Regions from separate parts of the Mus musculus genome. Here region 1 is linked to region 2. Evidence: chromatin loops called from intact Hi-C (ENCODE). Cell type or tissue: left cerebral cortex. All regions are shown on one strand.

Region 1 (8,000 bases), 140 kb after region 2:
ACAGATGTATTAGTAGAGAATGCTAAGTTACATCAAGACTGCAACTACAGGGCTTGGGAGATTGCTCAGTGGATAAAGCAAGTGACTTGGCAGCCTGGCTCCCTGAGTTCAGATCCCTAGAACACACACACACACACACACACACACACACACACACACACACACACTCACACACACACACACAAACACACACACACACACACACACACACACACACACACACACACACACACACACACACACACACATCTTTAAACCTAGCACTCATATAGGAATCTCTAGAGTCAGCTAGTCTGGTGTGTGAAGGGGTATACAAGAGAGACCCTTGTGCCAAACCTGCATTGTGTTGTGGTATGTTTTACCTACACACACACACATGAACATGCACACACAAACATAAATAGTAAGGCGACTGAGATGAGTCTTCCCACAGGAAGATGACATTAGCGTCTTCTGAGAAGTTACTGTGACGTGGTTAATTGGAAAGGCAGTAGAAGAGCAACCAGGATGGCAGTTCAAAGAAGAAGAGATAACAACTGTCATAAGTCGTGCCATCCCAGGAGAGACAAGCAGATTAAGTTTACAACTGAAAAGCGAATGTTTATCTTAAGAGAAATTTCTGTCTTCCCACGAGGGAACAACCTTATTTGAAGACCAATTAGAGATAAAATAGCAGCATAGTATTATCCAGTGACTTCATCCTGCCGTTTTACATTAGTGATTATTCTAATTCATTCATCATTCTGATCTGATGAGGTACCTGCTGTTATTCCCCTTATACAGGTGAAGAAAGCAAGGTTAAAGAAATTAAATATACTGCTTCCAGATGTTTGGTTAGCAGTCAAATTAAGAACTAGAGTATGGTTTGACCCCAAAAGGCAGTAAAAAATAGGTAGACGTAACCGGAGTGTGTGACAAGAAGGACTGGAACTGTCAGGTACAAAAGTCTGCGGTAAATATAGCCCAGGACAGAAGTCCAGGGAGAAAGAGGGTTGTGTTTTAATATGATGGACAGAAGAGATAGTAGTAGCATGCAGGCAACTTGATAGACTTTGGGGACAGTTTCACATAATGTTTTCTTTCTCCATAACATTAAACATCTCATGAACCTGTGTCAGAGGGAGGGTGGAACCGAGATTTCAGTGTACTTAGAAAGTGTTGCAAAGCCCAGTTATTACGAGCAGGACATGCAGCTAACACTGAAGTCATGTGCTGGCCCATGTTCAGAGCCAGGTTAAAGATGTTAATGAAATCAAAATGACTGGATAATTACTAAAATGTAGGGAATATGTAGTTAAATTACAATAAAATTCACAATTAACAAAAAAAGTTAATCCCTTCTGTCTTTGAGAATTTAGTAGTCTCCATGTCTAAGATAAATATAGCTTTATTGTTTAATTTTATTCTAGTTTTTCAGAATTTGGACCATAGTGTTTAATAATAATAATAATAATAATAATAATAATAATAATAATAATAATAATTTTTTACTTATTAATTTTCTCCCAGTCACTCCCTCCCACAATCTTTCCCCTATCTCCCCTCCCCTTCTCCTCTGAACAGGTTGGGGCTCTCCTGGATACCCCCAATCTTGACACTTCAAATATCTGTGAATCTAGGCTCTCCCTCTCCCACTGAGTCCATACAAGGCAGCCCAGATAGAAGAACAGCTTTTGGGATAGCCCTGTTCCAGTTGTACAGGATCCACATGAAAACCAAGCTGCATATCTACTACATATGTGAAGAGAGGCCTAGGCCCAGCCCATGTATATTCTTTGGTTGGTGGCTCATACTCTGAGAGCCCCCAAGGGTCCAGGTTAGTTGATTCTGTTGGTCTTTCTTTGAAGTTCTGATCCCCTCTGTGGCCTTGTATATTTCCATAAAAGTCCACAGGCTCTACCCACTGTTTGGCTGTGGGTGTCTGTAACTGTCTGAGTCAGCTGCTGGGTGGAGCGTCTCAGAAGACAACATGCTTCTGTCTGCAAGAATAGCAGAATATCATTAATAGTGTCAGGGATTGGTGCTTGTCCATGGATGGGTCTCAATTTGGGCCAGTTATTGGTTTGCCATTCCCTCAGTCTTTGTTTCATCCCCTGTGCCTGCACTTCTTGTAGACAGGATAAAGTTGGTGCTGAAAGTTTTGTGAGTGGGTTGGCATCTCTATTGCTCCACTAGGGCTCTGGCCTGGCTACAGGAGGTGGCCTTCAGGTTCCATCGGACCATAGTTTAAAGTACACTAATTACTTCTTGAAAATGATTGATTATACTAATGACTGTATAGTTACTGTCATCAGTTTTATATCAAGTCTTTCAGCTTATAAATAAGAATATAATTACATAAAGAAAAATATGTCTGTACATCCAGGTGTAAAGTTGTTTATATTTGCATGACTAGTCACATATGTGTACCAAAGCATTGTGTGTTCACAGATGTTTCCCTGTATTTTTCTGAACATACATATGCATGTAAGCTTGATACCTGTAAATCAATAGAACTGAATCTTTACAAAGAGTTTGTTGAGCACAGGCAGCCACACAATCCCCATTTGTTTTTAAAATCAAAATGTTAATCCGATGACATTCTATATAAAAAATAGCTTCCTTGGATGTCATAAAATCCCGAATATCATCAATCACAAAATTAAAAATAGCTAAGTCAGATGGATGCTTATCATACTTCCGTGTATTTCCTTCTCCCTTCATGCTTCGTGATCAAGTTGAAGAGATAAGAAATAATGTAGCTAACAAGAAAGTGGCTTTAAGATGTATGTAGGAAAAGATAGAAATCCCAGCTGCCCGAGCAAGGAGGCTGTGTGATTGGTCTTCTCTGGGTCTCAAGGGCCGTCCTGTTTCCTGTGAATGGTTGAGAAAAGGAATGGCTTATTCCTTTTCTGATAGCTCGTTTAGAACACATAAAAGCTCTCCTCATCAGGGAGAGAAAATTACATCACTGATAAATCAACCTCATGTGCCCTTTTCCGTCCCAGACTCTAGCTGGAAAGTATAGCATTTTCAGACAGGAAGAGTATTTTGGGTTCTTTTGAATTCCCGAAGAGCAATTGGGCCTGCAGCGATGGGTTTCTCCCTACTCTTCCCAGCTGTGAGGAGCTTTTTGTAGCCTTCCAGTGTTCAACTTGGTACAGTCCCCGGAACAGGTCAGAAAAGGCTCCTGTAGAGATTTTTATATCACAGCACTGTTAGTTAAACTAAACTTTCTGCTCGATATTTTCCCAAGAGAGATATTTTCTAGAGTTAATTAGAGTCTTGGGAAATGAAGTAACAAAAGGCAGAATTTCAGCTTGGGTCAAACAGACACATCACTAGAAAGCCAAGAAGACGAGGGAGTGCCATGGGTTTTTATTACAATTAAAACCTGAAAGGACCCTTCATGTATCTAGACCCTATCTTTTCTCTCAAGGTAGGACGATTCATCTACTATGAGGATAAACTTGGTCACATTATTCAGAATCTACAGGGAGAGAAATCACGTAGACTTTCAGAAACGGCCATTAAGTCTCAGGTGCTCTGCCCAGACACCTGCCCACTTCTCTGGCTCAAAAGTTATGTTCTAAGATTTTACCCTGTTTTAACCTAATTTCTCCATAAGGCAAAAAAGAATAGATGTTTATTTTGCACTCCAAACTACTATTCATAACCTTATTAGCCACATTATGACACTAAAAGCATGCTTATCTCATCTTTCGGGCCCTTTGTATGGTGTTTTCTCCATCTGGACCCTTGTATATATTTAAAAGCTACCTACTTCTGTCTTTGATATGTTATCTATGTGTGAGGTATTTGAAATTGCCGTTCAGTGTTCAATTTTAATTTAATAAAAATTACTATATGTTTATCTCATTATTGAAATATAACATATTTCTTTAAAATTTTACCTTTGAATATCTGTGCCTTTGTGTGCACACACACATACAAACAAACACACTCAAACATATTTAGGATAGCAGCTTGTATCAAATTCAAGCACCTTCTAAATTTAGCATAATCTGTCTACTGTCTTGGCCACTAGATGGCACTCACCTGCCTTTTAAAAACTTTCTAGGCAGAGATTTGTTTAAAAGAATAATTTATTTTTTTTAATTAAGAAAAACTTAAACAATAAACTCTCAAATTATTCAAAGACTTATTAATATGCATTTGTTTTTGTTTGCAGGCCACAATAAAATAGACCAAGCACTACAGACATGTTTTATTTTCTAGGCTGACATTGTTCTCCCTCCTTTACAGTATGTCCAGAAAACATAAAGCTCAGAGTTAAACCGAAAAGAGTTCATCTCTACCCATCTTTCTTTTTTTATTAGATATTTTCTTTATTTACATTTCAAATGTTATCCCCTTTCCTGGTTCCCCCTCTGAAAACTCCTATTCCCTCCCCCTCCCCCTGCTCACCAACCCACCCACTCCTGCTTCCTGGCCCTAGCATTCCCCTACACTGGGGCATTGGGCCTTCACAGGACAAAGGGCCTCTCCTCCCATTGATGACCAACTAGGCCATCCTCAGCTACATATGCAGCTGGAACCATGAGTCCCTCCATGTGTGCTCTATGGTTGGTGGTTTAGTCCCAGGGAGCTCTGGGGGGTCTGGTTAGCTCATATTGTTCCTCCTGTGGGGCTGCAAACCCCTTCAGATCCCTGTCTACCCAGCTTCCATAACTCAATGGACAGAAAGCTCTTCTTCATTTTTGCTGTTGATCCCAGAATTGAAATTTTGATTCCCAAATAGGTCTGAATGCACAAAATTTTCACTTTATGTCTTTTTGGGGTAAACTATTCTAGGTTAACTATAAGAACCTTTACAGTACAATCTGACTATTTTCCTGTGCCATTTTACATGGCTCAATCTTAATCGCATTTAAAGAGGAAGTTAGTTTTACTTTATTATAAAGTTATACACCTAGAAATCTGTATTATGAGTGAAGACACATTTCACTTCTTCCAAATAAAGATTCATAATCAGCTGCATAAAAAGAAACATGAACTATTTGATGACAGTCAGGCAATGTCTTTATGTGGACTAATGAAGGGTAGCAAATGAGATACATTAATTTGAATTATTATATAGCATGTCACTAGATGCTGTACACTTCAGACTAAACCTAGAATTTCCACCAAGGTGTCAAAGGCTTGACAGAAGAGTGTGTCACAATTACCATACATTAACAAGGGTGATGGCTCAGCGTGCAAAGGCTCTTGCCGCCAAACTTCATAGTCAGTGAGAGAACACAGAGTCTACATCGCATGAGAGGACTGTATACATCTCAGGTCACCTGTGTACCAGCCCCAGGGATCTTCTGGCCTGTGAGGTTTCCCAAACATACACACACATGTAGGGAACATGTAAGCGTGAAAATAAACTATTTTATGTTTTGAAGGTGTAAGATAATTATATTGTTTTCCCCTTCTCTTTCTTCACCCAATCCAATCTCATACAGCCCTCCCTTCTCTCATTAAATTCATGGCTTCCTTTTTCATTACTTAATATCACACACACACACATATACTCACACACTCACACTTGTGAAAAGAAAGAAGAAGAAAAGAAGTAGGAAATATTGTAAATCCAGGAGAATAGAACAGTATTTTGTGGGGTTTTGGTTTGGTTTTTGTTTTTGTTTGTTTCTTTGTTTGTTTGTTTGTTTTCTTTTGGTTTGGTTTGGGTTGTGTCTTAGTTAGGGTTTTACTGCTGTGAACAGACACGTAACCAAGGCAACTCTTTTTTTTTTTTTTTTTTTTTTTTTTTACATTCCATATTCCATCCCCCCACACACATCTACCCTTCATCTGGTCCACATCCCACATCTCCACCCCCACCCCACCAGACTTCTAAACTCCCTGGAGCCTCCAGTCTCTTAAGGGTTAGTTACATCTTCTCTGAATAAACACAGATGCAGAAGTCCTCTGCTGTATGTGTGTTTGGGGCCTCATATCAGCTGGTATATGCTGCCTGTTTGGTGGTCCAGTGTTTGAGAGATCTCAGGGGTCCAGATTAATTGAGACTGCTGGTCCTCCAAGGCAACTTTTATAAGGACAACCTTTAATTGGAGCTGACTTACAGGTTCAGAAGTTCAGTCCATTATCATCAAGGCAGGAACATGACATCATCTAGGCAGGCATGGTACAGGAGGAATTGAGAGTTCTACACCTTCATCTGAAGGCTGCTAGCTAAGTCTGGCTTCCAGGCAGCTAGGGTGAGGATGTTAAAGCCCATACCCACAGTGATATATCTACTCCAACAAGGCCACATTTCCTAATAGTGCCACTCCCTGGGCCAAGCATCTACAAACCAACACGGGTTGGGTTTTGGGTTTTGTTTTGTTTGTGTTTTTTTTTTCTTGTTTCATTTGTTTTGTTTTTGTTGTTGTTGTTGTTGTTGTTGTTGTTGTTGTTGTTTTGTATGTTTGCTTTCCTGTTTGTTTTTGGGGACATTGTGGCTACCAGGAATGTTAGCAGTTCCATCCATAAAGTCTCACCAACATACCTGCCTAAAATCCCTTTTAAAAGGTATACTCAGTAAACTTTACTAAAGCATAAAGTTCATTAGAATGCCATCTAAGACATTTTCAGCACACACATACTAAAATCTCTCACACTGTTCATACTATTGTGCTAAATGCCACTAACACATAATTTAATTGCAAAAACTATTCTATGATTTCACCTGCTTTAGATTTTCTTTCAGTTTGAAATCTGGGGATTGAATTCCCTTCTTCCTTTATGTGTAGCTCCAGTATCATCATCAATTTCAGAGAAGCTTCCTCTGAGACCCTCCATACAATTCTACTACAGTCTATCAAGCTCATGTTTAGATAAGCATTGGAGTCCTTCCTGCCACAATCTAAATCTCTCTCCCTATCACTGTGAGGTCTTTCCATCAGTGGTCCATTGTACAGGAAACTCTAATTCTCTTTCTCTCTTGGATTTTTTTCATAATTCCAGACATACCAATATTAGTAAAACCTGTAGCTTCTATATTATACATTGAATGGTCAAGACATGCGTAGCTGATTTCATAGTTGGCAGGGAAAAGTTAAGCAAAGGGTGAAATCTGGCACTCTTTATTTTATTTACAAAGAGTGAATAAGAAATATAAAATACATACAAACCATGATTCTTAGATTCTTAAAACCAGGTCAATAGAACCATGAATGTAAGTTACAAATAAGAACTATTTTAGAAGCAACCACAATCAGTCAAGCTAAGAAGTCAAATATGGTTCTTTTGTTTTTCAGCTTGGAAAACAAATGAAAAAGAATGATGGTTTTCTTTTTTGTTAATCCAGGACTATAGAGCACCTCTCATTGTGTTTATTCTCTAAAATGAAACCACTTTTTAAAGGAGACCCAAGGAGGAAAATGGAAAGGCATAGTCTGACTTTAGACACTGTAGCAGTAATGCATGACTTTGTTAATATTTATCAGGGAATTAATTGAGTGATTCATTTGCTGCTTCACCGTTATGCCAATATAGCATGTTGATATGGGATTCAGTTTCTATTAAGAGATGCTGGAAGATGAATCTAGTCTAAGACGCTGACTGGGCAAGCAGGGAGTTCACTGGCTGCAAGCATTTTTATAATTAACTTAGAAGCAGAGATAAATGATAAGGGAATCTTATAGTAGGAAAGGAGGCATGTTATGACTTGTCTTTGAGGAAATACATTTTAAGTGGCAATCCATTGATTTATATGTAGATATTTGTGAAGAAAAGAAGGCCCCTAGCTTGATATTAAACCATAATATGTTGCCTAACTTGCAGTTATTTTTAATTTGCGTAGCAAAAAATTGTTGAGCATAGGAAAATGCATGCTAAGTACTTCAAAACATTGCTGAATTGTGACATCAAAGCACACAAATGAGTGTAATTTTGTATAATCGTTTGTGTCTTTCTATAGGCAAACAGCTCTCCCTGACTATTTCATTGTAAAAATTTAAAAAAAAAAAAAAAAGTAGTACTTAATTTAAATTCCTACTTTCCTGGAGCTC
Region 2 (8,000 bases):
TTCCATTTCTTGACTTAGATACATACTAATGCTATATTTAGGATATGTCCTCATGTGACATATCTCATTGTGAGGCAACTTCTCTCCTTGTTTGAGCTTAACCAGGTAACACAGTTTGCACAGTGGAATAGAATGGTAAGAATCTCACAATCTGAGCAAAGCCGCAATAGCCATTGAGACGTTTTTGAGATTTTTTGATCTTGCCCTCTACAACAGAGTGCTATGGCATGGTTCGCTTGGGAACTGAAACGCTGCAGCTTGGCGCTGCCTGGGAGAATTCCACCCAGTCACAGAGGCCAGAGATATCTCTAACTAGCCCTTGTGTGACTTGAATGGAAAAATGCAAGTTTTCCAATATTTACTAACTTTTCCATACGGCTCACTCAGTATCCAAAACATTTCCCTTCTTCTTCTATAACACCCAAAGTAGTGTGAGAATAGAGTCTCAGGCGTTGCCACATTACATTTGAATAACTCTGACGGTAATCATTCTAGGCAAGGGAGAACACAAGTGTTGTTCCACAATTTTACTTCAATACAAGCTCCTTATTTCCTCATACACTTCTACTTTCTTACCACCAGATGGCGCTCTGAGTCTAGCTAGCCAATAATCACACAAACCACATTTAATTGCATTTTACTTACAGGAGATAATCTCTTCCTAAAAGTTAAGATTCAGTCATTCCTTAGAATCCCAAACATTCACTCATTTGCACATTTTTCCTATTAATTTCTTTGGCAATAAAAGGTATGAATGGGATTCTTCACAGAGCTATTTCCTAGTATAGTAATAATACCTACTATGATTGTTACTAACTTCTATCATATAGAAAACGCCAAATAATCATTATGTATTAATAGTAATTTTGTATTACATATATAACTGAAATTTTTACCATATTTAAAGCTTGGTGCTCTCTATATCATATTTAAGTCTTCAGATCAGAATGTAAACAATGCAACAGTTGGCCGACCTAGAGGTAAAGATTTAAGAACCATGATTGCTAACCATAGGTTCAGATCTATTTAAAGGAGGTCAAATCTGACGAAGAAAAAAATACCAGGACATGAGAACATTGTCGGATCAGTGGAATGGAAAGAGGCTCTTCGGCAAGGGAGATTGCCATGGTACAACTGAAAAGTTGGCTGAAAATACCAAAGAGATCATTTGTTTTGTTTTGTTTTCTAGGGTCATAATCAAGAAGATGTTGAATGGATGAGAGTGATGGACACTAGGAAATATTCTAGGAACGTAAAATGAATTGATGGAAGTTGGGTTATTAGTAAATGGCGCAAGGACATAGGCAATTCTGTAATGATGGCATCACTTATGTTGAAATAAGCCTCTGTGTGATGAATAAAGGGAAACAAGAAAGACAACGGACTCAAGAATGGGAGCTGGGTTATATAAAAAGGCTCTTGTAGATAGCGAAGGAATACTGAGCGTGTCTTTAGACTAAGAAAGGTCATCCAAATCACAGCGCCCCCAATGGAGGAGCTAGAGAAAGTACCCAAGGAGCTAAAGGGATCTGCAATCCTATAGGTGGAACAACATTATGAACTAACCAGTACCCCGGAGCTCTTGACTCTAGCTGCATATGTATCAAAAGATGGCCTAGTCGGCCATCACTGGAAAGAGAGGCCCATTGGTCAGGCAAACTTTATATGCCCCAGTACAGGGGAACGCCAGGGCCAAAAAATGGGAATGGGTGGGTAGGGGAGTGGGGGGGGGACTTTTGGGATAGCATTGGAAATGTAAATGAAATAAATACCTAATTTTAAAAAAAGACCTATAAAGGGAAGTAGACACAATTTAAAAAAAGAAAAAAAGAAAAAGAAAAAGAAAGGTGATCCAAAAAAGAAAATTGACATTACCATATAATAGAAAGGGGATATACAGTATTAACAATTTTGAATTCTTAGACTTACAGAATTTTAACTTGGATCACAAATTCTTTGACAAGACTATAGGAAACTGCTATTGTTATCAGTTATCTGTGTGAGGATAAGAAGATATACCCATAGTTGGAAAATAAAATAATGTGTTACATATGAAAACTTCATGTATAATTTTACCAAGGACTACTATTGGTAAATTCACCCCATTGGTATGCTCAATTGAAATATATACCTGATCATTTCTTTCTTTGTACTTCAACTGGAAAAGTTATTAAATGAAGTGATTCCATTAATTTCTGGTAGTAGGAATTAATTAGAATCAACTCATAAGGAAAAATAACTAAGCTAATTAAAGTATAGATTTATTTCTATATTTTACACTAGAAAAATACATAGTACTATGTAAAATGATAATAGATATTATATACTTGAATATTTCTTAATGGGTATATTTTTTAAAAAGCCTACACAAGAATCATATATAAATATTTTTAAGCTTTGTGTGAGAATGATGTCGAGTAAAATTCTATGAATATTGGGAATAGGGAAGGCAAGTTAGATGGTAGCCTTCTGATAATCATAACATAAACCCCTCTTAAAGCTATATAATTAGAGAATCAATGTTATAATAATTATTCAAATATACAAATGTTTTAAATTAAGGAGTATCACTAGAAATTTCCACATAGCCTATATCATGTCTTGACAATATTTCTCCATGCATTCCTTTCTTTATTAACAAGTTTTCTCCCCTTTTCTAGTGCACTTTCTACAATGTCATATTTTTTCATCTTTAGTTTTAAAATATGATATATAGCATATCATATTTGTGCTCCTTGTGTTGCAAACATTTCATATACATATGTAAGGTGAGAGCGATAAAAAAAATGATGAGAGAGGGTTTAAAGTTATAAGTAAAACATATCATTGAGTAAAGAGAATATAGGCCTTTTCTGACAGCTCGTGTGAGCGACATTCGTGTGACCGTTATTTTATTTTCAATTACGTGGATAATCTATGTGGGCATGATTAAACACTGTCAGGTTTTAACTTTGGTATTCTGGGTATGCAAAGATATTGTAATCATGTATCATAGCCAGTGATCATTCTGTCTGACTGAATTGGCCAATTCTAGAAGGAAACTCATATCCTAGCACACTTTGGACAGAAAGTCACGTGCAGGACAGGGGGTGATTATTTTAGACTGTGTCACATGCAGTGGCATATATAACACAATATATATTAAACCAAGATTACACCTGGATGTATATGACCACATCAGTAAAATTCTTTCTAAAATGGCTGCATACCTTACCCAGCAGACAATCTCTGGCAGCAAACATCCAGAGTATCTGGCTGTTATAAACTTTATGCTTCTTTTATTATTATTATTACATAATTTTATTTACATTTCAAATGTTATCCCCTTTCCTAGTTTCCCCTCCGAAACACCCCCCATTGCTTCCCTCCTCTCCCTGCTCATCAACCCACCCACTCCTGCTTCCTGGCCCTGGCATTCTCCTGTACTTGGGAATAGAGCCTTCATACCTTATTGATGACCAACTAGACCATCCTCTGCTACATATGGAGCTGCAGCCATGAGTTCCACCATGTGTTTTCTTTGGTAGGTTGTTTAGTCCCAGGGAGTTCTGGGGGTACTGTTTTGTTCACGTTTGAAGTTCCTCCTACTGGGCTGCAAACTCCTTCAACTCCTTGGGTTCTTGTCAGGCCTAGATGTCAAACTTGTTTTTGGAAATGTGTCACTTGGTGTTGGCCACTCCACAGTCACTTATTCTGACCAGTTTTGTATCTCTGGAATAGTCTCCACCTTTGGCAAAAGGAAGACTTTGGAAGAGTATTAAGTGCTACACTCATCAATTAATCATGTATAAATTAATGGTTTCTGAGAAAAGACCAACAGCTTCCTGTAGGGATGAGTTGGCCCAGAGGTTGCCTTATCTATTCCAAGTGGGAATCCTGAACACATGTACCTAACAGTGACACGAAATAGACTCACGTGTGTGTATGTGTGTGTGTGTGTGTGTGTGTGTGTGTTTGATGTATCATTATGGCTAACATGTAATAATATTTAAAGAAGGAATTATTAATTTGGTAGGAGACACAAGAGGTTGAAAGAGAAGAGGAGTAATTTTCATACAATTTCTCACGTTTGAAGTTCTAAAAAAAAAAATTACATACCTCTTAGCCAGAGATGATTTATAAAATTTTACACATCCTTTAGAGGGAACATTCCACACTTAAAACATTTCAAGGCAATAACTGTATTAACTTTCATTAAGCTGGGCATCATTCCAGTGAGCACTGAATCTAAGTTTTTTTATATATCATTTTGCGTGTGTAAATAATATAGCACTAATGATATTTTGTAAATATTTGTCCATCTATATGATTGGAAAATTCCAAGAGGTTATTAGACTATCTCAAATGGAATTTGAAAAAAAAACTCAAAAAATAAGCCACTGAAGACACAAACTCTTAACAGTTAAAGGAATGTGTGTGAACAGCCACAGAGAGCCTTGCTGGTTGAGGGGAAATTTGCATCTTCACAATAAGTGTTATATGAAAAGCAGAGCCCTTTTCACATGCTAGCTCAGCTATTGAAGTTATTCTTATCTCCTATCTGGACTACTGCCTAGTAAGAATAGGAAATTCTTCATTCATTTTACCAATTATATCTGCCATGTGCAGGCAATGCAGAGCCTTGGCGAACATTCAGACAGCCTGCGGATTGAATTTGTTGGTAGAGGACACTCAGCATTGTTCAGCAGTGCAGGAAGCTGGGCTGGCTTTAATAATACATGAGGGCTGCTTTGGACGATTTTTCAGGCTCTTGTGTTGACTGCATGCATGCTGCTATGAGCCATGAAGTCTGCCCACTTCAGGCTCTGTTAAGAAAAGAAACTCAGCACAGAAGGCTTGTGGAAATTTGTGTTTTATTGGCCAGATCAACCTCTCCAAATCAAACCTATTTTAAAATTGAAAGCATAACATTGGCCAAACATTTATTTGAGCTTCATAGATTCATGTCTTTGCAACATTCGATGTGGAAATATTGTAAAGTGTATAGGTCCAGTCCTTAGAATTTTGTCAAATAGTAAAACACTTGTTTTACAGAGGGGGTACATTAAAAAATGTAGACATGATGAGATTCTTTTCTTTAGATTCAATAAAAATCCAGTGAGTGTGTCATCTGTAATATTAAACTGCATATATAATGATGCATTCATTTTAGTTTCTTTGTTTGAATTTATATCTAGTGCTGAGAAGTATTTATGTAGAAGACAAAGGACTTCAACCACTGAATTAAAAATCATTATAGGTTCTTTATATCATACACAGTCTGATGTCTGTGTGTCTGTCTATGTTTCTGTCTGTTTTTCTGTCTGTCTCTATTTCTCTCTGTCTCTGTCTCTCTGTCTCTCTGTCTCTCTGTCTCTCTCTGTCTCTCTGTCTCTCTGTCTCTCTGTCTCTCTCTCTCTCTCTCTCTCTCTCTCTCTCACACACACACACACACACACACACAGAGGGGGTGAAAGATAGGGGATTCTTCTAATCCATTTAAATGAGTCATGTAGATTGTGGACCCTAATATTTAGCCAAAGATATGACATGTAAGTAAAAATGACAAAAGAAAAATATTGTAGTGTACAAACAAAACTTACAATGGGTTCATAAACCATAGCTCATCTTCTAATGTTTAATTTTTGCAAAAAGCTTTAACAGAATAATGCTATATCTAAATTCTTTAAGAAATACCTGGACAACAGACTGTACTCAATACTACAAGAATATCAGAGAGGTGGAAATAGCATACACACTCACTCACAAACACACATACACACACACAAACACACACACGGAGTCTTAGTTCTGAGCAAAATGTCCTGGTTGGAACTGAGGCCACTGAGTAAAACTACTTAGTTCCATTCTTTCTTTTGTCCAGACAAGTTGCACAATTTGTCAGTGAGTGCATCAGCTTGGGGCCCTCCCATTCTTCTCCCCCCCCCCCGACCCCCCAGGCAGCCTACATTTCACACTCTTCTCCATATCCTCTATCCAGGCTCCTTAATGGTCCAGCTACCTGCCTCCAAAAGCAAAGAGCAGTGTCATAATCACCATCATGATTGATGGCGCATAGAGTGACAAGTCTACAGAACAAGGAGCTTTGAGGACAATGGCTTCATCTTGAAAAGTGAAGTGTATACTAAGCCTTTGATCTGAAAATGTGTCCCACTGCAATCACACCTTCTAAAGCTTCACAAGTGTCAAAATCATAATATCTTCGGATCTTTTGGGGCAATTGAGTTTTGCCAATAAAGTACATAGGTTTGATTTTAACTTTCTTGTAAATTAAACAACAGCATCATGTTTAGACTTCACTAGTATATGCTAAAGGAAGCAAATCAGTAGCCTGGCAATCAACAATCAGAAAGACCAGAGAATAGACTCCTGTCGACCATGGCTAATTCGGGATATTTTGATTAAATTCCCTGCAGTGTAAATGCTAGCTCTGACAAGGCAGCATTCTCCTTGGCTTATGTAGGTCAAACAATGACTTAATTGCTCTATAAAGATGTCAGTATAAATTGAATTACTTCTCAGTTATGTAGTGAATTTACTAGACATGGGGGCAGAGGGACTTTACATGAAACAGTAATTTAATTACCTTCCTGGAACCGAAGGTATAGCTTGAGTTCATGCTAATTGTCATATTGTAATGACTTTTCTCTGTTTTTTTCTTTTCTTTAAAACTGAAGGACTTTTTTTTAATATGCCTCAGTGTTTTCTCTTCTTAAAAGAAGTGTTACAATATAAGCCTACACATATATTATTACACAATTAAGTTACTCTAGATAGTCTGTTAGTTTTCAGTCATGGAACATATAAAGTTAGGTTGCATTGTTTCGTGTTTTCTTATTAAATGTCACAGTTAAAAAGGTACAGATCAGTGAAAACTCTTGGAAATGGGTTCTTAGAGTCCCTTAACTACACTGTCCATTTGTTTGCTATGGCCCTTCCGGTTGTTAGCTTTCACGTAAGTTTCTTTTGTCTCCTGGAATTTTTACACATCAGTAATTGGAAATTAATTTTCATCTCCAAAGCTTAATTCCTCTGCTATATATACCATATTCCATGCGAAGGCCGAGTTACTGTTGATTCATTGTGTTTAATCCAAACAGCACAATTTCAATTCCTTTAAGCTTTGACTTCTTTTATTATATTTTCCTGTCTCTGTTTTTATATATAATAGGCACTTTAAGTTAGAAGATCTGCTTCTTCCATTAGTGAGAAAAGACACATCATAATTTCCTCAAGAAAACTTTGAAGTGTTTGGATTCCTCTCCCTCCTGGTATAATCTCTTTCCATGGTACTGTTTCTGTTTGAGGTTGTTTATCTCTGAATGCTGGACACAGGGCTTCTCTCCCATAAGGTCTCAGTACCGTGTCTGTTGTCTTTCTCCAGTTTAATGCCTGGTCTTAGTACTTTTTACACATTATTTTATCCTGATGATTATGATGAAATCTATGTGATGAAATTGTTCCTGTTTAGAAAAGAAAAGTACCCATAGGGTTCTGTTTTCCTCTTTTTTTTAAAGTCATTTCACAGTAACAACTCAATTCTGTAGGGTACGACAGAGACACAGAATAAAGAATGCAACAACAAAGATGTTAACACATTTTACAAGTTAACTCAAAGAAATTAGCAACATCTCCTAGGACTTCATGACTCATTCTTTAAAATAGTGCAACCCTGCTTCTGTCTCCTCTCTCTCGCAGCTTTGGAGGGTTCCCTGAAGTATGTGCACATACCTCAAATACCTTGAAATATGTGAACTTGGAGTATTAGCTATGTTGGTTTATATATTAAGTAAAATTGGCAAAACTAGATGAAGTCTATGGAGAAAAAGAATCCCTTGATTTCTTCATATCTGGATTTATTCGGAATTCATGAAATCTTATTAGGAATTTTTATCTTCACTCTATTCAAACGACACTTGATACATTAAAGGCCTTTCAAGGTATTTGTGTTGTATGGATTGAGCAATTTCTCCAGACCTTAGAACCAGCAATGAGTAAGG

What was found. A loop is a pair of places that touch in the nucleus more often than their neighbours do. Peaks named below come from ENCODE experiments on the same cell type or tissue, not always from the same donor. Only the 100,000 strongest peaks of a DNase experiment are listed, where the experiment ranks them.
Region 1: it touches region 2 in a loop (3-fold over the local background); 3 of 42 quality-filtered maps call a loop at or near these places.

The regions. Positions count from the first base shown.
Region 1 is chr16:72,352,713-72,360,712 of GRCm38, forward strand. It overlaps a transcript of Robo1 not described here. Among named protein-coding and RNA genes, the nearest start is that of 8030451O07Rik, 120 kb to the left of the region's middle. In left cerebral cortex, a CTCF peak has its summit at 4,028 (motif pointing right); DNase peaks (open chromatin) are centred at 3,056 and 4,024.
Region 2 is chr16:72,217,637-72,225,636 of GRCm38, forward strand. It overlaps a transcript of Robo1 not described here. Among named protein-coding and RNA genes, the nearest start is that of 8030451O07Rik, 13 kb to the right of the region's middle. In left cerebral cortex, a CTCF peak has its summit at 570 (motif pointing right); DNase peaks (open chromatin) are centred at 578 and 4,656.